Regions from separate parts of the Homo sapiens genome. Here all the other regions are linked to region 1. The links are chromatin contacts, found by Hi-C or POLR2A ChIA-PET in ENCODE. All regions are on one chromosome and are shown on one strand. Each heading gives the region's core, a stretch centred on a gene start or an enhancer-like site at or near the end of the contact. The rest is flanking DNA. Distances are from core to core; before and after follow the strand shown. Region 1 holds the start of STARD3NL (STARD3 N-terminal like). Region 2 holds the start of MATCAP2 (microtubule associated tyrosine carboxypeptidase 2). Region 3 holds the start of ANLN (anillin, actin binding protein). Region 4 holds the start of RALA (RAS like proto-oncogene A).

What was found. Hi-C counts contacts between places; a loop is a spot of excess contacts on that map. ChIA-PET counts read pairs that join two places held with the same protein, here RNA polymerase II (POLR2A). Pooled maps may share reads with other maps.
Region 2: a loop to region 1 is called in a map of B cell, with 20 times the contacts of the local background. The contact joins the promoter of MATCAP2 here to the promoter of STARD3NL in region 1. A Hi-C loop is called at or near these places in 1 of 168 maps with a recorded cell type or tissue (B cell) and 11 of 50 pooled maps. POLR2A ChIA-PET finds 5 or more read pairs at or near these places in 1 of 52 experiments (K562).
Region 3: a loop to region 1 is called in a map of naive thymus-derived CD4-positive, alpha-beta T cell, with 18 times the contacts of the local background. The contact joins the promoter of ANLN here to the promoter of STARD3NL in region 1. A Hi-C loop is called at or near these places in 1 of 168 maps with a recorded cell type or tissue (naive thymus-derived CD4-positive, alpha-beta T cell), 2 of 37 single-sample maps with no recorded cell type and 10 of 50 pooled maps. POLR2A ChIA-PET finds 5 or more read pairs at or near these places in 1 of 52 experiments (K562).
Region 4: a loop to region 1 is called in a map of B cell, with 6 times the contacts of the local background. The contact joins the promoter of RALA here to the promoter of STARD3NL in region 1. A Hi-C loop is called at or near these places in 2 of 168 maps with a recorded cell type or tissue (B cell and naive thymus-derived CD4-positive, alpha-beta T cell), 1 of 37 single-sample maps with no recorded cell type and 9 of 50 pooled maps.

The regions. Positions count from the first base shown.
Region 1 is chr7:38,175,145-38,182,432 of GRCh38, forward strand. STARD3NL (STARD3 N-terminal like) reads left to right here and starts at 3,101. Exons shown (of 9, transcript NM_032016.4): 1 at 3,101-3,276. RefSeq lists enhancers at 1-1,000, 2,748-2,827 and a silencer at 3,078-3,357.
Region 2 is chr7:36,363,242-36,370,529 of GRCh38, forward strand. MATCAP2 (microtubule associated tyrosine carboxypeptidase 2) reads right to left here and starts at 3,999. Exons shown (of 7, transcript NM_001199706.2): 1 at 3,675-3,999. The coding sequence starts at 3,699. RefSeq lists a silencer at 3,649-3,748.
Region 3 is chr7:36,387,330-36,394,617 of GRCh38, forward strand. ANLN (anillin, actin binding protein) reads left to right here and starts at 2,533. Exons shown (of 24, transcript NM_018685.5): 1 at 2,533-2,715. The coding sequence starts at 2,698. It also overlaps a transcript of MATCAP2 not described here. RefSeq lists enhancers at 2,178-2,768, 2,769-3,359 and a silencer at 2,178-2,587.
Region 4 is chr7:39,620,776-39,628,063 of GRCh38, forward strand. RALA (RAS like proto-oncogene A) reads left to right here and starts at 2,797. Exons shown (of 5, transcript NM_005402.4): 1 at 2,797-3,050. It overlaps LOC107986785 (a long non-coding RNA gene), which reads right to left and starts at 2,702. Exons shown (of 2, transcript XR_001745175.2): 1 at 1,658-2,702; 2 at 1-839. RefSeq lists an enhancer at 2,673-3,520 and silencers at 2,847-3,356, 3,951-4,000.

The sequences.
Region 1 (7,288 bases), core at 1,851-4,350:
CATCATTACCCTAGTTTCCTTCAGGTTTTATGTTCTTGGTTTTGTGTCTAGAATTGGTGAGTTTCTTGGTCTCGCTGACTTCATGAATAAAGCTGCGGACCCTCACGGTGAGTGTTACAGTTCTTAAAGATGGTGTGTCCAGAGTTTGTTCCTTCTGGAGGGTTCATGGTCTTGCTGACTTCAGGAGTGAAGCCACAGATCTTCACAGTAAGTGTTACAGCTCTTTAAGGTGGCATATCCAGAGTTGTTTGTTTCTCCCGGTGGGTTCGTGGTCTCGCTGACTTCAGGAGTGAAGCTGCAGACCTTCGCAGTGAGTGTTACAACTCTTAAAGCAGCGCATCTGGAGTTGTTCATTCCTCCTGTTGGGTTCGTGGTCTCCCCGGCTTCAGGAGTGAAGCTGCAGACATTTGCGGTGAGTATTACAACTCATAAAGGTAATGCGGACCCAAAGAGTGAGCAGCAGCAAGATCTATTGCAAAGAGCGAAAGAACAAAGCTTCCACAGTGTGGAAGTCGAGGTGGGTTGCTGCTACTGGCTCGGGTGGCCTGCTTCTATTCCCTTATTTGGCCACACTCACATCCTGCTGATTGGTCCATTTTACAGAGCGCTGATTGGTCCATTTACAGAGTGCTGATTGGTCCGTTTTTACAGAGTGCTGACTGGTGCGTTTACAAACCTTTAGCCAGACACAGAGTGCTGATTGGTGCATCTACAATCCTTTAGCTTGACAGAAAAGTTCTCCAAGTCCCCACCCGATTAGCCAGACACAGAGTGCTAATTGGTGCATTTACAAACCTTTAGCTAGACACAGAGTGCTGATTGGTGTGTTTACAATCCTTTAGCTAGACAGAAAAGTTCTCCAAGTCCCCACCCAACCTAGAAGCCCAGCCGGCTTCATCTCTCAGTTTCCTTTAGTTCTTTGAGCATATGTAAGACAGTTGACTTAAATCATTATCTAATAAGTCCACTATCTGGGCTTCCTTAGGAATGGTTTCCATCAATTTCTTTGAGACTTCAGAGGCTACACATGAGTGAATGCAATTAAATCCACAATGTGATGCCTCTACATATTCACCAGAATGTATAACATTTAAAAAGGAAAAGAAAAAGGAAGAACACAAAACACAAATGAGTATAGTAAGTGTTGGCAAAGATGCAGAGTAACTGAAATTTTCATTCACGACTAGGGCATGTATAAATTAGTAAAACCTAAAAACTATTTGGCAGTGTCTATTAATGTTGAATATATTGAATATATACCCTGTGCATAGTAACACTACTTCCAGGGATCTTCCAAAATCAAATGTGTAACTATGTGCATCATAAGACAGGTACAAGAATATTCATAGCAGCGTCATTTGTAATTACCCCAAACTTTAAATAATCTAATGTCAAACAACAGTAGAATAGGCAAGTAAATTTTAGAATTATATACAAAAATGAAAATGAAACTATTATATTCTTGAATATGGATCAATCTTACAAATATAGTATTAAGCAAAAAGAGCCACATAAGAGTGCGTATTATGTATGACTATTTATAAACATTCAGAAGCAGGCAAAACTAATTGGGTGGTAGGATTCAGAATTGTGCCTATCTGTGTGTAGGGGTATAATGACTAAGACTGAGCATGAGGAAAGCTTCTAAATTGCTGGTAAACATTTAAAATTTTGCTGTGAGGCGGTGGTTACACAAGTTTGTTCACACTGTCACTAAGACAAGCACTTATGATTATTACACTTATTTTGTATATGTGTTATGCTTTAAAAGGTTTTCACATCTATCAGTTTATAAAATTTTTTTAAATTGTATTTTATCAGTATTGGCGAGGATACAGGGAAAAATTGCTCAAATACTAGCAGTGGGAATGTAAGTTAAAACAACTACTCAGGGGAGCAAATCAGTGAAATCTATTAAGGATTTACATCGTGCAAACTCTGTGATCCAGTACATTCTCTTGTTGGTATCTGCACTCTAGAGAAATACTTGGACCTAAGTACAAAAAGGCATCTACATATATATTTATGGTACCATTGCTTCTCATAATAATATTAATAAACAAACGTGAGGGTGGGGGAATGGTACATTAATTATGTATGTATATATATACACATATTGGTTCTGAGGACATGCAGCATTTTCAGAGAATGAGGTAGATTTATATACAGATATGGAAAGATTTCAATGCTAAGTGTAAAAAAGTAACATCTACACTTGCAAATGCACAGGAACTAGGAGTCATCATCTACAGACTGGGTTTGTAATTAGGGCCTAAAAGGGATATAAGCATAATTGTAACGTTTAAGCTTTTTTTTTTTTTCGCATGGACAAAATCTTACTTGTGTAATTTAAAATTAATAACGGTACTTAGAATGACTTTGGAAAAATATACAAATAATGAAATGGGGATCCAAAGAATGTTCACTGTATACCTCTGTACTTCTAAAAATGTGAATAAGTGTAGCATCCGTTGGGAGAAAAGTTTAATTAAATTTTAAATAAAACAATAAAAGGTGCCTAACTTCGTGTGAAAACAGACATATAGATATAATTAAATGTGACTACCGCTTAGAGATGTTAGTTATGAACTAGGAGCGCTGAGAAAAGGTATCCTAAATAGGTCTGGGGGAAGTGAGAGTTAGAAGAGGTGACTCTTGAGCTGAGTACCGACATAGAAATGGTATGCCCTGTTTTTATTCCTGGAGGGCTCAGCATGAGGTGCCCAAGAGGCCCTGAAACCCATTTCCATGACATTTTCCCACGAGCTGGAGCATAAACCCCCACCGAATAACTGAAGGGAAGCGGAAGGCGCAGAAACGCGGACGAAGAGGAAGCGGGCGCTTGTTAAACCGTGCGATGCACAATGCGGGAAAGTCCAACCAGCTCCGTGTTTCAAAGCTGGATGCCCAGATTTCCCACCCATTCCTACAGGCAGACCGGCTCGCCCTCTCCCTCCTTCCCGCGTCGTTTACTGGTCAGTAGAAGATTGACATGTCATCTGGCCAATAGGTTGGCTCCTCTATGGAGGCACTCAGGAACCAGTCGGGTCTTTGGTCCCTCGAGCGAGATGCGAGCTGTGTGCGTCGACGTCAGCGTGCTGACGTCACGGGCCGGAGGTCCCGGGGCTGCTGGGTGCGGGCGGTGGGCTGCGCGTTGTCCGCTGGACTGGGTCCCGGTCACGCCCCGCCAAGCCCCGCCCCTCAGGCCGGGGCGCGACCGCGGATCCGCAGTTCCCGGGCCAGCCTGGGGCGGCCGGCCAGGAACCACCCGTTAAGGTAGGCTGGGTTTCTCGTTCCCCTATTTGACAGGTTGGAAAACTGAGTCTCCTGGGTCAGATGACTTACATGGGGGCGTACAGGGGACCCGCGGACGGAGGCCATATCCTGGTCCTGTTCTGTTTCCTGAGTCCTGCGCGAGCCTCCAGGGGAGGAGGAGGGGCGAGGCAGGCTGTGCTCATAATGGACACAAGAGTGAAGTTGCAGAATGCTGAGCCCCGCTGCTCCCACGGCGTGGGCCGGGATTCAGGGATGGATATAGGTAGCGGGAGTGTCCTCATTCCTCCAGCCTGCGGACCCTGAGGAGTCCCCGGTGGGGTCGGCCCCGGGCTGGCGCCATGGGCCCCCAAGAAGGACCAAGAATTGGTGACTGGGTGTAATGCGTGGGTTGTCCAGACACAGGCGGTTGTGAGTCTCTTCTATTCATTGAGAAAAGTCGTGTTCAAAAAAAAAAAAAAGAAAGAAAGCACGAATCATGAATGTTCTCCCTGTGGTTTCAGTTAACTGCTTCACCTACTCGTAGATATCTCGCCATTGTTTGAAATCTTAGTTGCTTGAATACTTTTGATTTAGGGTTAGGGATTTTTCCCCCTCTCTTTTAGTTCAAACATGGGTGGACATTGTGGAACTTTTCTTTGTTCACTGTGTCATTTGTCTTCTATTTCACAGATGGAATCACTGAATTCATCACTTGACACAGTACTAGTTTGGATAAGTTTAGCAAGGTAACCAAGTAACGGGTCTAATTAAATCTTTACTGGAATTAGTCCAGTTTGCCACATTTCCTTGTTAGGAAGAATTCTGAAAGGTAATTCCCGTCTGTATACCATATCTACCCATACGCCTCTTTCTAGAAGCAGGATCTCACAAAACGACTTATGGTATCCTTGTTTTATTGATGGATTCTGATAAGGTGGTGGATTATTCATGTTCATAAAATGAAAACATACAATATGTTGTCGTGTAGAAGTCACTGTCTTTAAAATCTAACTGTCTCAAACATTGGTCTTTTAAAACTGCATTATTGCATTGCCTAAAACTGCATGAAAGAAATGAAATGAAACAGCCTCTGAGGGATATTACCTTACTTATGTTCACAGAAGGATGGTGATTAACATCATTTGGATTTATTCAATGGACAGTTTGCCTGAGTGATTGTCTATGCCACTCATTGTTTTAGGTTTTAGAGATTGAGTAGTGAGCAATTTAGATAAGGCCCATACCCTCAAAGACTTTAACTTTTGTTGGAGAATATAATAAACATGTAAATCAAAGAGACAAGTTTAGATAGGAATAAATGTCAGAAAAGATACTACTGGGTAGAGAGTTTGAGAGTGACTGGGTTGTATGGAGAAATGGGATGGTCAGGGAAGACCTCCCTAAGGAGGTAACACGAGGTGACATTTTGGGTGATAGCTGAATGTTTAGCTGAGTCAGCCATGAGAAAATGGGCTGGAAGTTTCTAGGCAGATATAAACAGTGTAAAGGAGCTAAAGGAAGAATGAACTTGGCATGTTCCAGGGACAGAGGGAAGCCCGTGTGGCTGGAGCTGAGTGAACCTAGGGGAGGGTGAGGTGAGGAGACAGTGGTCAGAGGTGACACTGGAGAGGTGTACAGGGATTGGATCATCTTGTATCCCATGTGAGCCTTACAGGCAGGCAAGGGAAAGATAATTTGTGTACTGCAGAGTCTTGTTTTCTTTTAGTGATACTCATAAACTCTAGCCAACTTTCTGCTTTGTTTTGGTTATGAAATCATTGCAGTAATTTATTGTGTATATATTTTTTCTCCAGAGGCCCTCTTAATGAAAAGATCTTGTTTCCTTCAGCACCTTATCCGATGTAGTTTGTTTCCTTTCCATTGTTATATGCAGAACTCAAAGTCTTTGCTTTTTCTTAAGCTCCCTGCTTTTAATCCTTTCTACTTCCAACCGTGAATACTCTTTCTTATTACCTGTACCTGCCTTCCACTTGGAAAGCAGTGGCAGTTGGTCCCTGCTCTTCTCCAAGCCAAATTCTAGGAAGCTGCATTGGCAAGTGGATTATTGTTCTTCATTAGAGCTTGTATTACTGACCAGGAACATAACGCTTGCCTTTTTTTAGTACCTACGATATGCCAGGTATGTTACATACATTCTATTCCTTCCAACTTGTGGCAAAGGAAAATATTAAGCCTTTTTGATAGTGAGGGAAACTTACACTTCAGCTACTGAGCTAGTACTGATGGAGCTTGTATTTGAACTCCCATTAGGTTTACTTCAAAGCCTAATTCATTCTACCCCACCTCCTGTTAACCTCCAACCTTGCTACCCTGAGCAGCAAGTCTCTATTACTTAAAATTATGTTTTATGATGTGGCATTTTAGAGATCACATGATTCACCCCTCTTAGTTTAGAGCTAGGGCTGTGGAGGCCCAGAGAAGGTCAGTGAGTTTTAAAATAATGCATCTAATGGCCAAACTTCTATCAAATTTTCACCCTGCTCATTTTCAGGCTAGTGTTTTTTCTGCTTTATTTTCTTCATGAAAGTCCCCTATCAATATATTTCTGTACATATAAAAATATAATATTTCAACAGCATGAATTTATTGTCCATAAACTTGTAAAAGTTAATTTTAAAGAGATGAGACATTGCTTCTTCTTGGGCTACAATAATCATTTGCCTTATTTTCCTTCCCTTTTCTGAACAATGAACAGGTATAAACTTTCTGGATGAATCTAGTCTCTGTTAATAGAAAGCTGTGGTTTAAAAATGACTTTTAAATTTTTGTTTTAATTTTAGAAATGTTTGAAAAGGAGTTTAAAATGTGTTACTATTTTCCTAGCCTTAATCTTACGCTTAGAAGTATGGGAATATTGCCTACAGTTTGCTAACTCATAGTTTCTCTTAGCAAGTAGAGTTTCTTCCTGTTATTGAGGAAGCCCTTAGGTCAGTGATATAACTTCTTTTTCTTAGTAATATGTTATGTTTAAAAATAAGTCAAAATCAGTTTATAAATTAATATGAATAAGAAAGCTGTTAACAGTGGTCTTAAAATTTAAAAATGCCCATTATTTATTTCTAAGGTTTGCATATTTTAGTAATTATGAGTGGAATATGGTAGATGAATAATAACAGACTAATAAATAGCTTAATTTACTTTCTGTATGTCTTTTTGACTCTGCTGTAACTTAATAGAATTTATCTTTTTCTTTAGAATAATTTTAATGGAATTAGTATCTTCTTTTTTAAATATTGGAAGGTACTTAAGTTTAAGCAAAAGAGAGTTTTTGCTCTTTAGGCCAAAATACCAAACCTAGACATCCTGGCTATCTCTATTCTTTAAGATCGTTCATGCAACTAATGCCCATATTCTGAAGACCCAGGTCATCATGATTTGACCACCATCTTCTGCCATGAGCCTAGTGCCCCAAATTGGACTCCTGGTCTTTGCCTCAGGCTTTCCAGCTTCAGTGCCATTACTAGTTCTGCTTGGAATGCCCTCTGGATAGACAACTCCAGCCAGCCAAAATTCTACCTGTCCCTCTAAGTCCACTCAAATGCTGCTTTATCAATAAAGCATTTCCCGTGTCTCTATAACAGAAGCCTTCTTTTCTCATAGCACTTTTGGGAGCCTCTCTTTGACACCAGTTACCAATCCTGATATCTTTAGTATTGTACTATTACATACACAGGTGTTAAAATATATGTTGACTTGAGCTTAAAAAACTTGACAATTTGTGTTATATACGTGCACAGTTTTTTGCAGATTGTAGAGCCCTGTTATTTTATTTACACTTTTATCATCTTATCTTTGAGAGACACACTGTTAGGCTTTTCTCAGCTTTGGTTCACAGAACCTGTTTTCTGTTTTAGTTAAGGGTCTGCCTTCTGCAGTTATCAAGGGGTCCTTTGAGAGGAACTCATGTCTTTGGGCTATAAATGTTGAAGGCACACTGTCACAAATAAAATCAGTGTTCTCTGTGTTTATGGTATTGGAAAATACTAACAACGATTTCCACTTTTTAATATTA
Region 2 (7,288 bases), core at 2,749-5,248, 1.8 Mb before region 1:
AAGACTTTCATTTCCAGTATTTTTAAACATTCATCTTTGATATAAAGACACTTCATTTCTGGAATGACTCATTAATCTCTCCTTATATCACATACAAAATAAAGCCGATAGGCAATCATAAATGAACATAATCTTATATGGTTTCTCACAGCATTTTGTTAATGAATGAACTAGATGCGTTCTATTTTGAAAACAACAAATTTTTATTCAAGTGAAATATGATTTTCCCAGGTAAAAATTATTACATACTTGCCTGTGATTAAAAATCTAAAAACCAACAGTTGAGCAAACCATCGGATAATGTCACACTGATATTACATGAAATCTTGATGTTGGATTTTGTGGCTCAAATCAGTGTACAGTCACTATAATAGTGAGCTGATTTTCCTAGCAGTTGACAACATGGACTTTGGAATGGAGTTGTCTGGTATGAATCTTGGCTCTGTTTATTAATAGCTATTACCCTGACCAAGTTACATAACTTCTTTGTGCTACAGTTTCCTTATCTGTAAAATGGGATAATAATAATGCATACTTCATAGTATTATTGTAAGGATTTTAAAAGTGAATATGTGTGAAGTGCTGAGAACAGTGCTGGACTATAGGTAAGCAGCCTTTGTTAACTATTATTAGTATCACATTAAATATTATATTCAGCTCCTATAGAAACACCGCATGGAAAAATGTACATAGGGAAATATTCTGAATCATTAAATTTGAATTCCAAGGCAAATTTCATGTTAATAAGGTAATTAATCTATATTTTAGAATCAAGATTTTAGTGGCTTTGGTATAATAAACCCTTTTTTTTTTTTTAAATCCCGGAAGCTAAAGTAGAATCTTCTTCTTCTTTTTTTTTTTTTTGTGACAGGGTCTCACTCTGTGGCCAAGGCTGGAGTGCAGTGGCAATCCTGACTCACTGCAACCTCTGCCGCCTGGGCGCTCAAGTGATACTCCTGCCTCAGCCTTCCAAGTAGCTGGGACTACAGGCGCAGGCCATCATGCCCGGCTAATTTTTTAATTTTTTGTAGAGATAAGGTTTTGCCGTGTTGCCCAGGCTGGTCTTGAACTCCTGAGCTCAGGTAATCCGCCTGCTCTCCGCCTCACAAACTGCTGGGATTACAAGTGTGAGCCACTGCACCCAGCCTCAGAACCTTCTTCTTTAAAAGGCCATGAGAAGTCAAAAAAACCTTTTCTGATTTGATTCCATTTTTAAACAGCATAGATAGCATATACTAATAAGTCAAAAGTGGGTAAGATATTATATAGGAAGGATTTCAGAAACAAGTAATTGCTTCATTCCTGAAATATAAAATGAGTCTGTTCTATATTTGTAACGACTTTTAGAGCTGAAAAAAAAATGAACACATTTCCATCAGTACTCTTACCACAATCAAGTTCTGCTAACCAGAAAGAAGAACATGGCCATCTCAGATATCAATGAATCGTGAGGGAATGACCAGGGGAGAGGAGGGCATGTTTTCAGCTTAACTCTCTACATGAAGTTTCTGGCTGTCCAAACTGGGTTTTTCTGATATCGCAGTGAAATGCTGGGCACAGGGCTCTAGAATTATTTCAAGCAGTTAAGTATATTTAAGAGAGAAAGTAGTCTGAAAAATGACCCAGTTATTTTTAAAGGAATTGTAAATTAGAGGCTTGCATGGTCTCAAATGGCTATTTGAACTTTATTGTACTATAGAAATTCACTGCCAAATTGTCTACCTCAGGGTTTGCAAACATACAGGGTTGGATTCATAAATGTACTGCCACTAAATTATAGGAAGGGAAATGAGACAAGAGGAGTGGGTCTACTACTTTCTAAAGTATCTCTTCTCAAACTTCTAACTCAACATGTTGACATATCAAGAGATCACTCTGCATGACTAATTGATCATAGTATCTACTTTCTAATACTAATATTAATTTATTTGTATCTCTACAATGATTGTTATGGTTTGGGAAAATAATTTTAATCTATGTGATTTCTCAATGAAATAATGTGCACTGTGACAGAATCTATATTTTTCTTCAAGGCATTGATTCTCATGGAGAAGGAGATGTTGCCCTACCCCTCACCCCTGCCCAATTGTGATTTTTAGTTGTCACAATTATGGGGGCGGGGCAGAGAACAGCATCCCACAAGGAAGAACTATCTTGTCCAAAGTTAACAGTGCTAGGCTGGGCACAGTGGTTCATGCCTATAATCCCAGCACTTTGGGAGGCGGAGGTGTGAGGATCACCTGAGGTCAGGAGTTCCAGACCAGCCTGGCCAACATGGTGAAACCCTGTCTCTATTAAAAATACAAAAATCCGGCGGGCGTGGTAGCATGCGTCTGTAATCCCAGCTACTCGGAGGCTGAGGCAGGAGAATCGCTTGAACCTGGGAGGTGGAGATTGCAGTGAGCAGAGACAGCGCCACTGCACTCCACCCTGGGCGACAGAGCGAGACTCCGTCTCAAAAACAACAACAACAACAAAGTTAATGGTGCGGAGGTTGAGAAACCTTGCTCCATATTTAGGAGGTATGGTACTTTTAAGTAACTTTTGACATTTTAATTGTGTTTTAAGATGAAAGTAGCATCTACATCAAATCACATTTTTAAAAATTCTAATGCCAATTAAAGTTGCCTTTTCGATCTCAGATCCTGGAACTATGTTTCCTGTCAACATAAATGATATACATCGTGGCAACGTCATGATTTGTGACTGCACAAATCTACTCCGTATAACACTGAACGTGAAATAAAACAGTATAAAATTAAAATCATAAATATTTTCACTGGAAAGAGGTTTGGTTTTTCAGTTAGAATGCTCACAGAAAAATAGTCTGGTAGGTACTGCATTGCTCTAAAATGTAAAATTCCGGCTTTATTTTGGCACTAGTTTGAGGAGTATTTCCCTTTACTCCGTTGTTCTTCGTCATAATTCTGAACTGCCAAAACCCTGCTTGCAGAAATGTTTGCGTACAGAATCAAATGCTGGGAAAATGGCCTAGAAAATTACTCTAATATTATGTAAGGTTTTTTTTAATAGCTAACACGCATAGCGATTTACAAATAATAAGAGTCAAGTTCTGTGCTCCCAGAGATTGAACTGAATTTAAAAAAATGCAGGTAAACTTCCAGACTTTCTGACCTGGGGTCTGTTTAAAGACCCATGTTTTACACTTGGTATAATCCGTACTGTAAAATGGCCTATTAATAATATCAACTCAAAACGTTCTCACTGTTTAAGAATAAAAGCATACACACACAAATATACACAGTATAAATAATGAAATATACAGATGTGTTCTTTCGCTTAGCTTATTTTTTCTGAACATTCTAGAAAATTATGAAGCTTAATCACACACCTAGCGTGTTTTGAAATAGGATTTAACAATCTTTGGATTGTACCTTTGTAAGACCAGCAACCGGTCTAATATTACAATCTTTTCCACGAGATTCCACAGCAGGTACTTACTGATAATAAGTGACGAAAGGATAAGGGGCCGATTTCTCTCTTCCCTCCACAGGTTTTTCGCGAGCGCCTCCTGCGCGCCCCGAAGGGGTCGGGGCGCAGGGTGGAGTCCCGAGCGGCGCGCCCAGCCGGTGGCTACCATTACCTGAGCCCCGGGCGGCGGGACCCCGGTCCGCCCCGCACCCCCGCCGCGGCCAGCCCTTCCCGGCACTCACCCGTCACGCGAATGGACTCCAGCATCGTCGCCCCGAGGCCCGGGGCGGCGGGCTCCGCGGGCTCAGGGGAAAGGGCCGCGCAGGGGCGGGCGGCCTCTAGCCTCTGACCCGGGCCTCGGTGGCGGGGGCGCGGCGGGAGGCGGCTCTCCGCTACCTGGAGCAGGATAAGGAGGGTAAGGGCGGACGAAGACGTACCGACACTGACTGTGAGCAGCGCTTCCACCAGCCCGTAGCTACTGGAAGGTACACACGGCGGCCTTACGGTGCCCAGCAGCGCTTAGAACCTGCCACCGTGACGTAGCCGCTCCGCCGGTTGCTAGGAAACTGCCCCCGGGGTCCGCGCGCGCTGCGCTTCACGGAGCCTGCGCGCCGCTGGGGGCGCTCGTGCGACGAAGGCCCGCGGGCGGCGAGAGAGAGTGGGAGGAACTACAACTCCCGGCGTGCACAGCGCGGGCCAGTGCCTCCGGGGCTTGTGGCTGTGCCCGCGAGCGCGCTGGGGTCTCCAGCCAGTGGGTAACGCATATTGACTGATCTTTCAGAGACGTTTGTACCCGTTCAAAGGTGACTTAACTCCATGGTGCGCTGTGACACTCGGCCCTAGCTGCAAATAGCAAAGCCAGTCTACCCGTCCTTCCCCTTACGAGGTGCGGGGAAGCTAAAACACGTTTAGGATGAGCTAGTAAGAGTGGAAAGTGCAGGAGGCTCAATGACCACTTGACGGTACCTCAGCATACTATCCTTAATGCTGAAATTCACATTTTAGCTTGTGATTGTGCAATTGATAGGGGCTGAATGTTATTTTCAGTTTATTATTCATTTTCACATTAGCAAGTATGAAAATTTAATCTTTTACAATAACCATGGGAGGCGGGCCACGGTGGCTCATGCCTGTAATCCTCGCACTTTGGGAGACCAAGGCGGGTGGATCGCTTGAGGCCAGGAGTTGGAGACCAGCCTGGGCCACATGGCGAAAACCCATCTCTACTAAAAACACAAAAAGTGAACAAATCGTGGTGGCACACTTCTGTAGTCCCAGCTACTCGGGAGGCCGAGGTGGGAGGATTGCTTGAGTCCGAGAGGTGAGAATGTAGTGAGCCATGATCGCGCCACTGCACTCCAGCCTGGGTGACAAAGTGAGACTAAAAAAAAAAAAAAAGTACGGTGGGAATGGGAAATGTAGACTAAACCATTCAACAAACATTTTTTGAGACCCTAACGTGTGCAAGGTTCTGAGGCAGGCTTTGAGGATATCAAGGGAAATGAAATAAGCCTAGCGGAGCTTACAGTTTAGGAGGAGCTGAGATAGTGCTGGCAACTGTCAGTCTTCAGACAGTTAAATTTTCTCTTCATCCTCAAGGCTAAGACATGGAAATAATTGGGGTGTGTTTTCAAACTCAGGAACAAAAGAAAGTTGAATATCAGGACCGTCACACCCTGAGAATGACAGGCAACTTGTGAGAAATTGTGTCTTTTTCATCACTTAGGAGAGAACAATGGAAATGTAACTATATCACAAAAACTGGATAACCTCACTTCATATTCTGTCTTCAAATCCTGTGACTACTGTTTTCGAAATACATCCAGAATCTAGCCACTTGCTACCACTCTGGTTCAAGCCACCACCACCTCTTGTCTGGATTATGGCAGTCTTCTAGACAGTCTCTGTATTCCCACCCTACCCTCTTTCACACTGTTCTCAAAACTCATTGGCCAGAGTGAACCTGTGAAAAAATCAGATCATGTCACTCTGTTCAAAATCTTCAGTGGCTTCCTTTCCTGTGAAGTCCTTTATGACCTAGCCTCCTGTCACCTCTTTGATCTCATCCCCAACTACTTCCTCCCCGATGGATACACTGGCCTCTTTGATATTCCTCAATTCCAGGCACTATTTCACCTCAAGGCCTTTGCAACTTGGAATCCTCCCTGCGTGGAATGTTCTTCCCTCAGATATCCGCAGGACTAGCTCCCTTACTTCCTCAGGACTTAATCCAAATGTCACCTCTTCGTGAGCCCTTCCCTGGCCACTCTATTTAAAATTCTACTCCTTCATATTTCCTATAGCCCTTCTCTGCTTTATTTTTTTTACTTAGCACTTAACATTATCTAATTTATTATATATTTTATTGATTTATCATGACTGTTGTCTGTCTCCATCCCTAGAATAAAATTTCCACAAGTGCAGTGATTTTTGTTTGTTCACTGCTATATTCCCACACCAAGAAGAGTGGCTGGCATGTAGTAGGTCCTTAATAAATATTTGTGAATTAATGAATAAGTAGACAACAGAAAGTGTGTGCATTTTCAATGATAACTAAAATAATATAGAATTATATCAAATGGACCAATAGACGAAGAACAAATCTGCTTTGAGTTAAAACACTTGCTATAGTAATGAGCAATGAATCTGCTGCATTTGTAAGAGTAGTAATTCTTGCAACATATGTCCTAAGGAAAAAGGCTCTAAATTAACCATGCTGTTGGCTTCCTTATATACCCAGAATTCTGAAAGCTGTTTTCCAAGTTTGCTATAAATGCATCTATTACCTCTACAAATTTCTAGTTTTTAAAGTCACAGTCACTGCAGTTTAAGAGCTATTTCTCAAAAAAGAAAGCCTCCTAAAAGATGTTACCAAGTCATATGTTCAGTGCTTTTACTAAAGTATGTTTAATCATATTGCCTATTTTCATTATATTTTAAGTAACCAAGATACATATTATCTTCCTCATTCCACAGGTATTTATTTATATAGAAGACACTGGGCTTGGTGTTTTTGGAGTACATAACAAAAGATGATACCTATCCTCAAGGACAGTCCTGACTAGCAGGGAAGATTTTCTATAAAATACATATATGTGTGTATATATATATACATGTATACATACATATAAAAATTAGAAAATGATGTGCATTCTAATTTCAACACTTCACTACAATTAAGAATTCCAAAAATAAACAAATTTGATGCCTCTGTAGTTAGCCTACCTGGAATATTATATCATTCTTTACTTTTATAATTATTTTTATGTTCACCCTACCAATATTTTCTTGTGGATAATTTTTAAATATCTTTAGTGATAAGCACCATATAAAGGTATTTATAATGTAATCAAAACATTTAAAAAATATATCTCTGTGTATTATTGAAGCACTCTTGCTAACAAATTCATGAATACAAAGAGTTTATCTAACTTCTTATAAAACTTGTACTGTTACCAGCTCCTTTTACTATTCCCATCTATGCAATTATTCATCCTCATCAAGCTTTCTGCATCTGCTTTGTTAATTACTGATTCGTGCTATGCCTGCTTAGTGTTTCCATTGGGTTCAGCATCTGCAGCTGTCCAGTTGGCTGCTTTTGAGTCAGCATTGTTTTTACATATCCACAAGAACAATGAACAATCTCATCTTTCTGAGAAACTTTCCTTTATACCTGTTTCTATATTAACCATTAATATTGAGACAAGATGATCGACTTAATTATATTACTGCTCCATTTTTAGGGCACTGATTTCAAGATCAAGTTAGGAATTTGTTAAAACTGCTTTTGTTTTTTATTTTTATTTATTTATTTTTCCTTTTGAGATGGAGTTTCGCTCTTTTTTTTGCTCAGGCT
Region 3 (7,288 bases), core at 1,283-3,782, 1.8 Mb before region 1:
TGGGATGTTTTGTATTTTTTTAAGCTAGGTGGCTGGTATATGGTTATGTTTTATTATTCACATTTTTATTGTATTTCATAACATAATTTTTTTGTTTTCAAATTTTTTTATTTGTTATATAACACAATTTTTAAAAAGATAAAAGTCATTCTAGCCTAGAAACTGAAGAATGAACTACCGGGGGTTAAGAATGAAAGGAGGTATAGTAGGAGACAATTGTAATACCCTAGGAGAGTAGACTTGAATATCTACCGTAGTTTCTGGCACATAGTAGGTGTTTCAGTCTTAGGAGTTATTTAATTGTGATGGTTGCCATTATCACTATCATCATCATTATCAAGGTAGAAACCAAAGACATAGTGGGATGGTGAGGGAAGATACACTAAATGTTGTGAGTAGCTATCTTATGCTAGGTGCTTTACCTCTTTTAGTCTTAACTAGAATCTAGTTGAGGTAGATACAAAGAAACTAAGGCTCATAGAAGTGATAGCCAGAAGGCACAACGGCTACATAAATTTCTAATGACTCATTTTCCAACGTTGTTTAAAACACGCATACACACACAGACACGCCCCAAATACATACACACCTTTCTTGTCACACTTGAAAAAAATGGAAGTATCTTTTTCCTTTGTTCATAAGTAACACATTCTGGGTTAAATATTAATAATTCCATATACTACACACTCGGACAGTGTCTTATTACTTATTATGAAATATTTTTGGATTATGTCTCTCCATTTTTCATCTGCCCCTCCTAACAACTCTGAGGAAATCAGGGCAGATGATTATTCCTGTTACACAGATAAGTAAACTAAAATACAAACAGGCTAAATCAGAAGTTCTTGTCCTGGTGTCCATGAACTTCACAAAATCCTGTTAAATAGTTTATGATTAAATGGTCATTTTTCTAGGTAGAGGGTCAGTTTTAACATATTTCCAAAGGAGTCCATGACTCCCCACAAAGGTTAAAAAAAAAAAAAACCCATGGGTTAACCGATTTGGCTAACTGGGTGGAGCCCTGACCCCAAGCAATATTTCCCTTACCTCTTGCCGTGATTTCAGTCACGTACAATTTATCATACAAAAATTCAAATTAAAAATATTAGTAAATTCTTTTTGTAATGTTGATTGACTGCTAAGATGGACATATTATTAAACATATTGAAACCACTCAGTTGGGAGGAATAGTTCTGTTTTGTTCAGCTCATGGACAGTCACTCTTAACTTTTCAGATGAACAAATCAAGAACTGTCATCTTTACCTGCACAGACTTGTTATAGAAGAAATGAATCTGATACAGAAATTATGTAACCTATCTTACAATTTGGAGTACTCTACAAAGAATAAGCAGGAGACACAGCCTTAGCTAGTGTGGAAAACGGGTCATGAGCTGAGAACAGGGTTTTCATTTCTTTGGACCAGTTTCTTTAACGTTTTCGGGTGTCCCTTCTCTCGGCAGTAAAAGGAAGGATTGAACTAGATAGAGGGCTTGTCAGAATTCCTCCCGCTCTAACACTGTACACAGTTGGATGGAATTTAAAATAAAAAATTGTGCATGAACGCTTCACACAGTCTGTTAATTTTAGCTTTATTTCATTGGCTTAGAGTGTCGGGGACCCACCGGAACTGGCTTTTCTGAGGGCCAGGCCTGCAGTCCCCCTTTTGGGGACTAGGAGTTGGGTGTGACCTAGGAAACAAAGCTACTGAAGGCCAACGGGCTAGCAGCACCTGAAACACAAGGGCTCTTTGTCTGGCTCTGTAGCCCAGGCTGGAATGCAGTGGTGTGATCTCTGCTCACTGCAACCTCCACCTCCCGGGTCCCAGTTCAAGCAATTCTCCTGCCTCAGCCTCCCGAGTAGCTGGGATTAGAGGCACGCGCCACCATGCCTATCTAATTTTTTTGTATTTTTAGTAGAGACGGGGTTTCACCATGTTGGCAAGGCTGGTCTTGAACTCCTGACCTCGTGATCTGCCCGCCTCGGCCTCCCACAGTGCTGGGATTATGTCCTGCCAACACAAGGGCTCTTAATCCTTTTTTTTTCTTTTTTGAGGCAGGGTCTCACTCTGCCGCCCAGGCTGGAGTGCAGTAGTGAGATCGCAGCTCACTGCAGCCATGACCTCCTGGGCTCAAGCGATCCTCCAGCCTCAGCCTCCCCAAATGCTGGGATTATAAGCATGCGCCACTACTCCCGGCCTTAATACTTTATTTAGGAATGAAGGAAGGCGGGAACACCCAAACGCGGTTGGTGTGAAGCAATCGCCTTAAAGCTGAGGGGAATGTGTGGTTGTTGGGGGTGGAGCCAGGAACCCGACGCCGTTGGAGAGCAGGAAGCGCCCCGCTGCCCGCCTCCACCCCGCGGCGAGGGCTGGGAGGGGGCCGGGAAGGAGGCGGGGCCGCCCCTGGGAACCACCCGGCCCGGCGCGGCCACGTGACCGAGCGCAGGGGCGGGGAGAGGGCGCCCCGGCTCCGCCCAGCGCGCATGCTCGCGGCTCGGCGCTGAAATTCAAATTTGAACGGCTGCAGAGGCCGAGTCCGTCACTGGAAGCCGAGAGGAGAGGACAGCTGGTTGTGGGAGAGTTCCCCCGCCTCAGACTCCTGGTTTTTTCCAGGAGACACACTGAGCTGAGACTCACTTTTCTCTTCCTGAATTTGAACCACCGTTTCCATCGTCTCGTAGTCCGACGCCTGGGGCGATGGATCCGTTTACGGAGGTGAGTGAGTTTGCGGGTGCAGCCAGCCATGACCCACCGCTCTAGGCCCCCACCCACCTTCCTCTGTCAACCTCTGGGCGAACCCCCACCGGGCGGAGGGCGCGTGTGTGCGCGCGTGCGCAGTGTGTGCGGGCCGGGGTCGCCGCGGCTGCGGCCTGCTGTGGTTGGTGGGTTCCTCTGAGATTTTGTTGTTTCGGTCCTACAGATAAAACTCAGGGAGGAAGGCTTTGAGTCTGTCCTAAAAGGCTGTTGCGAGAGGTCTTTCAGCCCCCGTTTTTACCATGTCCCTCTGCAGTCCTGGCGCAGCAAGAGTGAGGCGCAGGCCTGCGGAACGGGTCCTGCTGGAAGCAGCTGGAATGCCCTGCAGGGCGGGGTCCGGGGCCGGTGACTCAGTGCGGCTGCCGCCGGGAAAGGCAGTAGGATGTGTGATTTGCGGAGTTCACGCAGCCCGCAGGGGAGATGCTAATGAAATGACAGCAAAACGTTAAAATAAGCAGGTGCTAGAAACCACTGCATTCGTTCATAAAAAGCCAGTAGTTCCTTGAGATCCCATTGTTCAGCTAACTAACGAAGAAGTTCATACCCGGGACTGACCATTTTAATTGAAACAATGCAAGTGTACCGAGCAAAACTATCAGCTCACGATTTTAGAGCAAAGAAATAAACTTTTCGGTGTTTCTGGGGCATATCATTACAGTACTTATTTCATCTTTTGTTCCTTTGAGATTGCATATGGGTTACATGGTTATTGTGTCGATTTCTCTAGTTTTAGCTTTTGTGGAGAATGTGCGTTGTCACATTCAGGAGTGTTTTGTTGCCAGTTGTCCACTCTCTTTTATTCCAGGACAGTTCCTCTTTCTTTAGGCTGTTGTGCAAATTTCAAACTGTTAGTTTTTGAGTGTTGCAAAGTGGACCTAAAACTGTTTACACTGATTCAAAAACTTAAATGCTGTGAAGAGTGGTAATTCTTTCGGGGAGATGTAATTATAATTCTATAAGTTATGTATGAGATATTAATTACAGATTTCAGCAATTAGAGTTTACTTATATTCAAGCATGACATAATCTATTTTTCTGTTTCAAATTCTTAATCATCTTGGGACAAATACATCAATTTTTTTCACCTTCCTTAAAGGTTCTAATAGAAAAATCTAGAGCCTATTTTTGTATTAGCCTTAAAATAGGGCTGGTCATGCACCAAGTATCTTTCACTTACACTGAGGTCGAAAAGCGTGTATTTATTTTATCTAAACTAGAATACGATTCCTTAAAACATTAGCCCTATGTGTCTTCCTAAGTAACAGACAGGAACAAAGCATTTTTAAGTTGGCTGAAAATTGCACTTCATTTTACTTAAAAATGTCATTCTGAAGGTAGTACAAATCTCAACTGAAAGAAACTTTACCTGTTTAGATCGTTTTAGGATGTGCTCAGAAATATGTATGGTTTATATTATGAAAAGTTAGATCACTTGCAGTTGGAAAAACAGCTTAGACGTCTTTTCCTTAATAGGTAATGAATGAACTACTTGAATTGATTCCAACTCTTGGGTGCTTAATTATAGCATTCATAACATTTGCACAGTGAAATGAGCTACTGGTACAGTTGTCTATCAACTGAAAGTCAGTATAAAATGACTCTCTCAACCAGGGTTTCCTCTCAGAACCATGGTACACAGGAAAATTGAGAGACTATTTTCTCAATTCTCCCAAGGATAATTCAATGCCACCCTACAAACATAGGAAATAAGTCTATCATATTAACGCCAGCGTATTAGGGCTTAATTATTTTGGTAACTCCAGTTGAGAAAGGTTACAATCATGGTAAACTCTCTTTTCCTCAAACAAGACTGTTCTGCATTGGTCTTCCTCCCTGTGGTCGCTGATACTGTTCTGGCACTCTTTTTTTTTTTAAGACGGAGTCTCGCAGTGTCGCCCAGGTGACAAAACCATAAACTCACTACTCATAACGTCAAGAGTTTGAAGCTCTACTCACAGGTGATAGTCATCCCAGTACAAGAATACTACAAAGAAACCCAGAGTGAAGTGTACCAATCCAGAACTTTCTTTATAAAAACCTTAAAAGAGAAAAAGCTATAATTAAAATACTTCACAGAAGCATATTTTATTGTAGACGCTTTAGATCCTTTTATGTCTGCAGGCTGCATATAAATAAGTATGCAAATAAACATGCCACTACCATTTTTAGTGGAATTTCTCTTATTTTCCAGAATTAAATGAAGTTCCCTGGGGAAGAGCTGCTAGAGCATATTGAAAATAATAAGAAGTTAATTTATATTGAGTCTACTGTGTTAAAGAAGGCAAGGAAATTAGTAAAATCTCCTAGAAAAATTTGTCAGAGATGACTTTGGGGTGTATGTGGCAAAAGTTGTTCAGGGACTATAAGCTTCAGTTACCTGAGATTCATACATGTGGGCTATCCTACTTCTTGAATATGTTATTGCAGTGGTTTTTTTTTTTTTTTAATGCCTACACTGTTTGAGAAAGGTGTGATATTTCAAGGAATATACCTTGTATTTAAAAGAGTTTTAAAATTCCTGATATACTATTATAAGGAACGGCTACTTACATTTATTGAGCTATTGAGTTTATATATTTAAGATATATAATTTCTTTTAATTTAATAACCTTTGGTGTTTATAGCTTTACTTCACAGATTAGGGATCTTTTTTTGTGTATCTATTTAATTTTTTTTTAATCTGGGAATTTTTGAATCTAATGTAAGCAATAGAACATTCATATACGTTTGAATGACAAAATCACATTCTTTTGTTGTGACCTACTGCTCATGGTAACTGAAGCTGTACTGACTCACAAATGTTCTAACTGACCAGAATGGAATGTGGGCATGTCCACGAATGAATATAATTAGGCTAGTGTTGTATCTGGGAAGTGAGAGATATAGCAATTGAAAAATTACAAATTTATTAATTTAGAAAGGAGACATTATTTCTTTTTTCTTTTTTCGTTTTTTTTTTTGAGTCAGAGTCTCGTTCTCGCCCAGACTGGAGCTCAATGGTGCGATCTTGGCTCGGTGTCACTTCTGCCTCCCAGGTTCAAGTGATTCACCTGCCTCAGCCTCCCAAGTAGCTGGGACTACAGGCATGCACCACCATAACTGGCTAATTTTTGTATTTTTAGTAGAGATGGGGTTTCACCGTGTTTGCCAAGCTGGTCTCAAATTCCTAGCCTCAAGTGATCCGCCTGCCTTGGCCTCCCAAAGTGCTGGAATTACAAGCATGAGCCACTGTGCCCAGCAGAGACTTTCTTATAAAGGCTTACAGCCTACAGTGTGGCCATCCTGACAGGCTGGGAAACATATTTAATAGCTTCGGGCAGAGACTGGAAACAGGCACTTCAAGAGAGGAGAAGCTGGAACAGGGATTTATGCCTAAAGGGTTAGCCAGGTATACATATTCAACAGGTTATAGGCAGAGCTATGAGTATTTACAAAGGGGTCCTGATGGGTGGGTACTGAACAAACGTGCAGTTACATGCATCCCATGTTCACTTTGGGATGAAGACTTAACGTGGAAATACATTACAGTTGGGCCCTATATGTCAAAAGGTGAGGTGGGGACATGAAGGCATTCAAGTGAGCAGCCTCTGTAAACTGGCCAGAATCAGTTCATGGTTGGTGGTCTTCTTACTGAGATAGATTTATTGAAATCAATCTCTTGTCCAATTAAAGCTGTAGCTGTAGCTTGTGGAGCAGGAGGGTTAGTCAGTGTCTGATGGAAGATGAGCTGCAATTGTTTTAATATTTATTGCTTATCTCAAGGTCAGTGCTTGTTCAGCTACTAGAGTAAAAGAAAAACTTTGGCAGTTAGAAGATAGTTTATTTTTTAAGTGTAGGGAGTTTGTGACTTAACCCTTGCCTGGCATGGCCTTAGGTCCTAGTTATTTGTTTACAGACAGGGTCTCACTCTGTTACCCAGGCTGGAGTGCAGTAGCGATCACAGCTCACTGCAGCCTTGAACTCCTGGGCTGAAGTAATCCTTTTGCTTCAGCCACCCCACCCCCCAGGTAGCTGGGACTACAGATGTGCCCCACCATGCCTGGCTAACTTTTGTATGTTTTGCAGAGACAGGATCTTGCTTTGTTGCCTAGGCTTGATCCTGTTTATAATTTGATATCTTATTGCTACAAAGAGTCTTCTGTCAGTCTTATGATCTCTATTTAACATTAATGCTCATCAGTTATTGTGTTTAAACAGCAAAAGGAGGGGTATAACAAGGTGCATGCGGCCTCCTGTTCCATCATGGCTGAGAACTCGGTTTTTAAGGTTTCTCTGGGGTCCCCTTCATCAAGAGGGGATCTGTTCAGTTGGTTGGGAGGATTAGTATTTTATTTTTAGTTCTCATATTGTATCATGGGGGGAAATTATCGGACATATATGGATTTGTGAAACAATATGCTTATTCTTGAATTTGTTGAAGGACTTTTATTTAGCGGGTGAAGGTCTTGTATTTTGGAAGCCATTTGGTTCATAAATTATTTTTTCAGTGATTAGAGCATTTCAATTTAGTGTCACTTTTTTCAATGAACTTTAA
Region 4 (7,288 bases), core at 1,547-4,046, 1.4 Mb after region 1:
AAGTGTATTTCAAAACAGGATCCTTCATGTTCTTTGAGTAATCCAGGCAGCAAAGTCAGGAATGCTCATGGGTGCTACTGGATATTAGTGCTAATTACTAATAATATGTACTTACAATTATGCCCTTTCATCCAAGTACCTCAAAGAGCTTTCATAGCATTAATTTGTTATTTCCTATAATATCTTTGAGAGGCGGCTGATAGAAAGTTATTATTATCTCTATTTTACAGTCAGAGAAACTAGGGCATAGAGAGGTTAAGTAACATTGCTAGGGTCATACGGTGAACAACTGACAAAAAAGGGACTCAAGCTAATTATTCTCATTTCCTGTTCAGTATATTATCCATTATATGGTTGTTCAATACACCTAAATGCTTTTTTATCCTAGACAAATTGAGAATACTGTATTTAAATAATCTAAGACGTAAGTGAACGCGTTTCTCTTTTTTTGTGTGTTCAAAAATGCTGCTCTACAGGGATATAGAGTTAAAAACTAATAATTAGTCTTTGGTTTGCAGCTGTAGCTATTATTTATAGGGCTTTTACTATTTGTGGTTTTCTGAAGCTCTGCTCAAAATGAAGTATTCTATTTCTCACTGCTTTATGCTAGGTTAGCATAGCTGTGAGCCACCAAAAAGCAGCTGAGACAGGCTGACTAATGAATTTGAGGTTGTCTTTCATTGCGTTCCTATTGCTGACTCTTCTTGAAGTCATCCTCCTTCTAGCTCTCCATTCAGCAGATATTTGTGCAACCCACCATCCTCAATCCTCAGCCTATGGCCAGCTTAACTGTTGTCAATGATTAAATTTAAAATATTTTTATTGGAATGGAGCAATTCCTACAGAATAAAAAAGAAAAAAATTAAAATATTAAAATATAAACATAGATAATATTTCATTTTATGAGTTAATGATGCTATACTATTAATAGTTACCACTGTTACATCCAGTTTCTGCTAAACCTGACCTTTAGGGTCCTTAGAAGACCATTAAACATTAGAATATTGGTCTATGGATGGACACATATCACCATATTGGGTTTTTTAATGCAGTATTTCAGTAATTTTCCCAAGTAAAGGCAGGGAGAAAGGAGAAGTGGTTTTGAAACTGTGCTCAATGACGTAAGACTGCAGTCAGCTTGGTTATGGTCATCTAAACCTGTGGTGTTTCCAACTTCAGCCCAGCTCCTCCCTAGAGCTCTAGACCCATATAGCAACCACCATTAGACAGCACCACTCTTACTTCACTCATCAACTCCAAAACTGAACTCATTTTTTTTCTGCAAAAATGTCCCCTCCCAGGACTCATCCTAACTCTTCCTTATCTTATTTAGTAAAATACACCCTTATCCTGCCCCTCCCTCAAAGCAAAACAAGGCATCATCATTGCCTCTTCCATTCTCCTATCTGGCAGCTGCCCCTAGCAACCAATTACCAGTTGATATGGCCTCTTGAATATTTTAGGAATCCATCTCCTTTGGATGCTCACTACCATTCACACAGGGTCCTTAAGTTTTCTCTTACTGGCTTCTGCAATGGCCCCCTTGTGGGCTCTCTGCTTATCCTTCTCTGCCCCCCCACCTCCACCCCCCCAAGTTATCTGTTCTCTACCAACAGAAGAATAGCTTAAATTGTAATCTGTCCACTCATTGCCTCACCAAGGCATAGACGATTCGTGATTTGGCTCCTGTTTTCTTCTCCAGCCTCATCTTCTTCAGCAACCTAAGTTTGAACTTCAAGACCTGTAATTATTACTCATTCTTCTCAACAAATTATTTGTCCCCGTGCTGCATCTCCTTTCTGTTCGGATCCGGATTTGCCATCCCACCCCTATTTTTGTAGTAGAAAATGCCTATTTATCTTTAAAACTCTAACCTACGTTAGTAAAGCTATCCATTCTTCACGCTGTACATCTTGATAAACCATACTTCCAATAGCAATGATTTGCTTTCATGTATGTCTGCCCACTAGACTGGACATTCCTTGAATGGCTCATACCAGGAATATAGTTGGTACTCAATTTGTGGGGAGCAAAGAGAGATAAGCGAATAAATGTCAAGACATAAGAATCTGTAGCTGCTAACTTAAATTTACGGATTTAGTGAAACTACTTCTCACAAGCTACCAAATCACAGTGCCATGGGGCCGCAAGATGATCTCAGTGCCACACCGACACCTGCAGAGTCGCAGGGGGGTCCGACACCCCTCAGAAAGAACTCGCAGACCGTCCGAGAAAGCGAATTCTCCAGGGGATCAGCAGTTAGATGAGGCCCAGGGCAGCCACGAGACCCTCCAGCCAGGGTAGGCGGCTGACCCGCCTCCTGGGATTTGGCCCGTGACAAGCCACGTCGCCAGCTCCGCTCTGAATACCCCCGGCCACGCCACACGAGCGGCCTCAACCCTGAGACGCCCAGGGAACATGAGCTGACCCTCTAGAAGCAAGATGGCGGCCTCCGCTCTCCCCTCCTTCCCCCAAGAACCCCCTCCTGGTCCCCAAAAGAAAGACAAGGACACCGCGGCAACGACGCCGAGATCCGGGAACCTCCGCGAGGCCCGCGGCCACTCCCGAGCCCCCGGGAGATGACTTCACCTCGCGGAGCTCAGAGAGCCGGGGGTGGGGCCGTCGGAAAGACAGCGCGGACAGCCCTCAGCTTGCAGGGGGCGGAGGCCGGGCAGCCTGCGCCCTCCGAGCCACTGTTCTGCGGCCCAGGCCCATGATCACCCTCCTCTCAGCCCACGGACAGGAAGTCGCTCCCCAGCTGCCCCGCCCCGCTCCCCAGCGCCCCGGAAGTGATCTGTGGCGGCTGCTGCAGAGCCGCCAGGAGGAGGGTGGATCTCCCCAGAGCAAAGCGTCGGAGTCCTCCTCCTCCTTCTCCTCCTCCTCCTCCTCCTCCTCCAGCCGCCCAGGCTCCCCCGCCACCCGTCAGACTCCTCCTTCGACCGCTCCCGGCGCGGGGCCTTCCAGGCGACAAGGACCGAGTACCCTCCGGCCGGAGCCACGCAGCCGCGGCTTCCGGAGCCCTCGGGGCGGCGGACTGGCTCGCGGTGCAGGTGAGCGATGCCCGCTCGGGCCGCCCGGGGAGGGACTGGGGCCACCCGGGCGGCGGCGGGGGTGTGTCCGGGCGGCGGCGGGCCGAGGCCCTGACGCGGGTTCGGGCTGCCGAGATTGCACATCCCACGTTCTGCCCGGGGACGAGCTGCGAGATGAGCCCGGCTGGAATCCGGGGCACCGCGTTCGCCGCTGTGGGGCGAGTGAGCCCCCGAGAGTGAGCGGCTGCGGAGAGGTCCCCTGCGCCCGGCAGCCGGTCTCAGTTGGCCTCGTCCGAAGGTCACCCCGCACCTTTCGTCCACGGCGCCCAAGTTCCCGCCCGGGCGGTGCCCGCGACCTGGGGCAACCCGCTGCCGCCGCAGTCCCCGCGCCTCACTCCACCCCTCTCCCCTCCTTCCCTTTCTTTCCACTCCTTGCCTGTGCTAGAGCCGCTGCTTTTTAAGCATCTCCGCCAGGGTTTTTTGTTTGTTTGTTTTGTTTGTTTGTGTTTTTTTTTTTTTTTGCCAGTTAAAGGAATGGTTTTTCAGACTTAAAGTCATTAGACTCTCCGCACTGAACTGAATACCTGGCCTTGGGCGCTTGCACAGCTTTAGCCCATTTTCAGGTAATCTAGCTTCTAATATGAGGAAGAGAATACATTTTGGGAGAGAGGTGTTTCCTCTGTGGTTCGTTTCTGAAAGATTTCCAGAAGTGGAAGATGTGATTGGCATGCTTTAGCCTGGATATATGTGTTTAAGTAGACGGGGGTGACGGCACACAGGGGTGGCAGTGTTGTTTCAGGATTTAGGGAGAATTAGGGAGTTAACTGGCCTGTGCTCGGAAACCTGAATGTCCAGACTTGTAAGAGCTCATCCAAGTGTGGCTGAGGTAGTGTGAGAAGTCCCGTGCCACGCCCTACGTGTCAAGCTGAAAAGCACCTAATTTACAAATTGTGTGGTGTGGGGGGGGAACAACCTTTATAAAACATGTATCATAAGTTAATTCTTTTCCAGAAAGTAAATTGCAACTTTAATCATATTCCAGAAATTGGATAACAGATTTCATTGGTAAACTCTTACAGTATGTTTATTAATGTATTTCAGTGTGTCTTATTAGCTCATGTTTTTCTGTCTCTGGTAATACAATATTATTCTAAACCGACTCCTGTATTAAAATAATACACTATTATTGTGAAGTATTATCTGACAACACCGTTTTTTGACCTTGGATTTCTTTAGGGCAGGAGCCATGTCCTACTTATGACTGTTTCTATGCAGTATGCCTTGAACATAGAAGCTGTTCACACATTTCTGCACTGAATGAATGAGTGTATAGGTTATCTCACAGTCACCATCCAGGAGTTGCTTATTTTTGTTGGGCTAGGCTGTTTGTTTTGTTTTAGGTTCTTGCCACTTACAGACTTTACTTCGTGTTTCATTCTTCAGCAGTCAGAGTTCTTTGCCTTCCAAAACTATCCTCCTCTGAAAGGTTAAAATTATATTAAAATTGTGCTGGGCATTATAACTTGTATTCTAGTGTTAAATGCTTACTACTTGAGCATATTCAGAGTTAGTAGGAAGAGACTGCCTGGTGATACACATCAAGTTTATGTTTGGGGTTGATAACTGTACCCTATCTTAATGAAAAAGAGGAAATTAGGAGTTACCATTGTTTGGATAACGTGGTGCTTCCCAGAATGCTTATAGTGGTTCATTCTTCCCATGAATACACGCAATCCTCTGAAATCCTGATGTGACCTTGGCATGATTTACCAATAGCCTCTTTTACATTTATTTTCCAAGATCCAGATGCTGTTCTCTAGTGTGTTTGCTGAGTGTGCAATAATATGGATCATTTATTTTGAAGCAGTACTTCATTACAACACTTTCTTCACAGGGCTTTCCAAAGGAAGAAAGGGCTAATTATAGAAAAGAATCTTGTCTACCATTTGTGAGGGAATATTTTTGTCTGTAGATGGTTGGATTATTTTCACATTAGGGAGGTTCAAATAAGAAGAAAGTGCTGACGTTTTCTCTCCTCTCCAAGTATGTGGTGGTGGTCCTGCACTGTTTTTCCAAGCTTAGCTTCTACAGAACATAAATACATGTACCAGTGTCAATTCTTGTAGATATGCATATCAGTGTAATATGCATTTGTATTCTTTAGTAGATGAGTGGCAAGGACAATTACTTTTAAAATACTGGAATAAGAGGCTGTGAATGTTAATGAGGAAAAAGACTATGATTTTGAAGGAGACAGTTTATGATTTTCATTGTTTTATAAAATATTTTAACTCTTAGACACTAAGGAGAGGGAAGCCAGCAATTTCTTACCTCAGTGACATTACCACTATACAGAGGTTAGATTTTCCTTCTTTAATTCAGCAACCCTCTTGGTAATAAGAGTTCTCATGTGTTGATTGCCTGCCGAGCACTGTGATAAGAGCTTTACTTAAATTATTTCTAATCTCCACAACACTTCTGCAAGACAGGTAGTTTTCCCATACTTTATTAAGGTAAATTGAAGTTATTTGCCAGAGGCTAGGCACCTAGCTTGTGTTTAGTAGAGCCTAGATTTGAAAGTAACAATTGCTGAGAGCACTGAGTATTATTGCAGTTAATCCTAAATGGCTGTGGAAAAGGCAGTTCTGACTGAGCTGGAACTGGAGCTTCAGGAAGGTGAAGATACTGATTCCTCTCTCTTGGACATCAAGTGTGGCCTGGGGTTGCCAGCAGTCCTGGCCAGGTGGCCTCAAGCAGCAGCCATTCTTCTCTTTTATCTTCAGCGTGCCTACAAATACAGTGTTATCACCGTCCATGTGTGCCATGATGGAAAAATGGTTGGGCATTTTTCCCGTGGGTGTCCCGGTAAAGTATTTGGACTCAATTCTGGTGTTTGATTAGTGCTTTTTAAAGTAACAGAATCGTCCCTATTTGAGAGGAATACCATAAATCTATTTGTAGTGACCTTTCCTTGAAATCACATTTTTTTTAGTTCGTTCTTTCACTAATGGAAATGGGGGAGAAGCTATGGGGGACAGTAGAAAGAATGGTAAAAGAAGCAGAGATGTGCTTGGTCTGTTTTTAACCGTTTGAGACCATTAATCATTTTCTCTGGGTTTAAGATGGAGGCTTAAAAGTGGCAGAAGTCTTGTAAGGGTTTAGCTGCTATTCAGTGCTGGTAGAATTCTCTTCCCTCCTAAGCCTGTGCACTTTTTAAAATGCACTTTTAAATAGGCTTAATTTGAAGAATGTGTCCATCTCTCTCTCTCTCTCTTTTTTTTTTTTAAAAGATGTACCCTTAAGTAAAAAACAGCTGATTGTCTGGCCCCCATAAGTAACAGTTATTCTGTTTTTTCTTTAAGACATCTTTCTTATTACCTTATCGCATTCATAAGGATTTGGGTTGCCGTATAGAAAAAAAGAAATTAAAGTTCTATGGGTTTCTAAAATATGTATGAGTAAATTTTAGGTGAGAATTTGCATCTTTGATTTAATTATACGTGAAGGTGATGACTTAGTTTCTGAAAGTCAAGAGGGTAGTCTTTACAAGCCAAAAAAGGCATGCTTCCATAAAATTATACTATTCTTAAAGGCCTTCACAGCTAGGGTCCTATATTAGATGCAATAGATGTAACACTGACATACATAGTCTCCTTAAAGTCTGGGATCCAATTTTATTGCTGAATTTACTTTTGAAACTAAATGTCAGGGTTTGGTAATGTTATTTTGGACAATAAGACATAGTTAGATTATAAAATGGCGTATACTCCCAGATTTATTGGGAAGGTGGGCAAAGATCCCCCAGTTTCCAAAAGTTATGATTATGGTCATCTAAGCCACAGGATCTGTTTTCTTATGTAGTTGAGAAGCTAACATAGTACTCCATTAAAAGTGGAGGTTGCCACACTGCGTGACCAAACACTGAGTTCAGCTGCCCTGTCTAGATATTCTGGATTACTACAGCAGCCTTCTAGCCTATGGTTGGAACCCATCTGATACTTTTCCCATTCTTGCTTAGAACAATGGTGATATTTCTCTGCTTAAAATCCTCTTGTGGCTCTTTTTTGCCCATTAATAAAATTCAAACTCCATTTATCCTTAATCTCATATACAAAACCTTCAAGATGTGCTCCTTACCTAACTCTCTTTTTTCCCCTTTATCTTTCATATTTTTCATTTTTTTTCTTACCTAACCCTTTAGCCTTATCTCTCTTCTTGGATGATCTTTTGTTCTACCAATACCCAGCTTCTGGAATGCT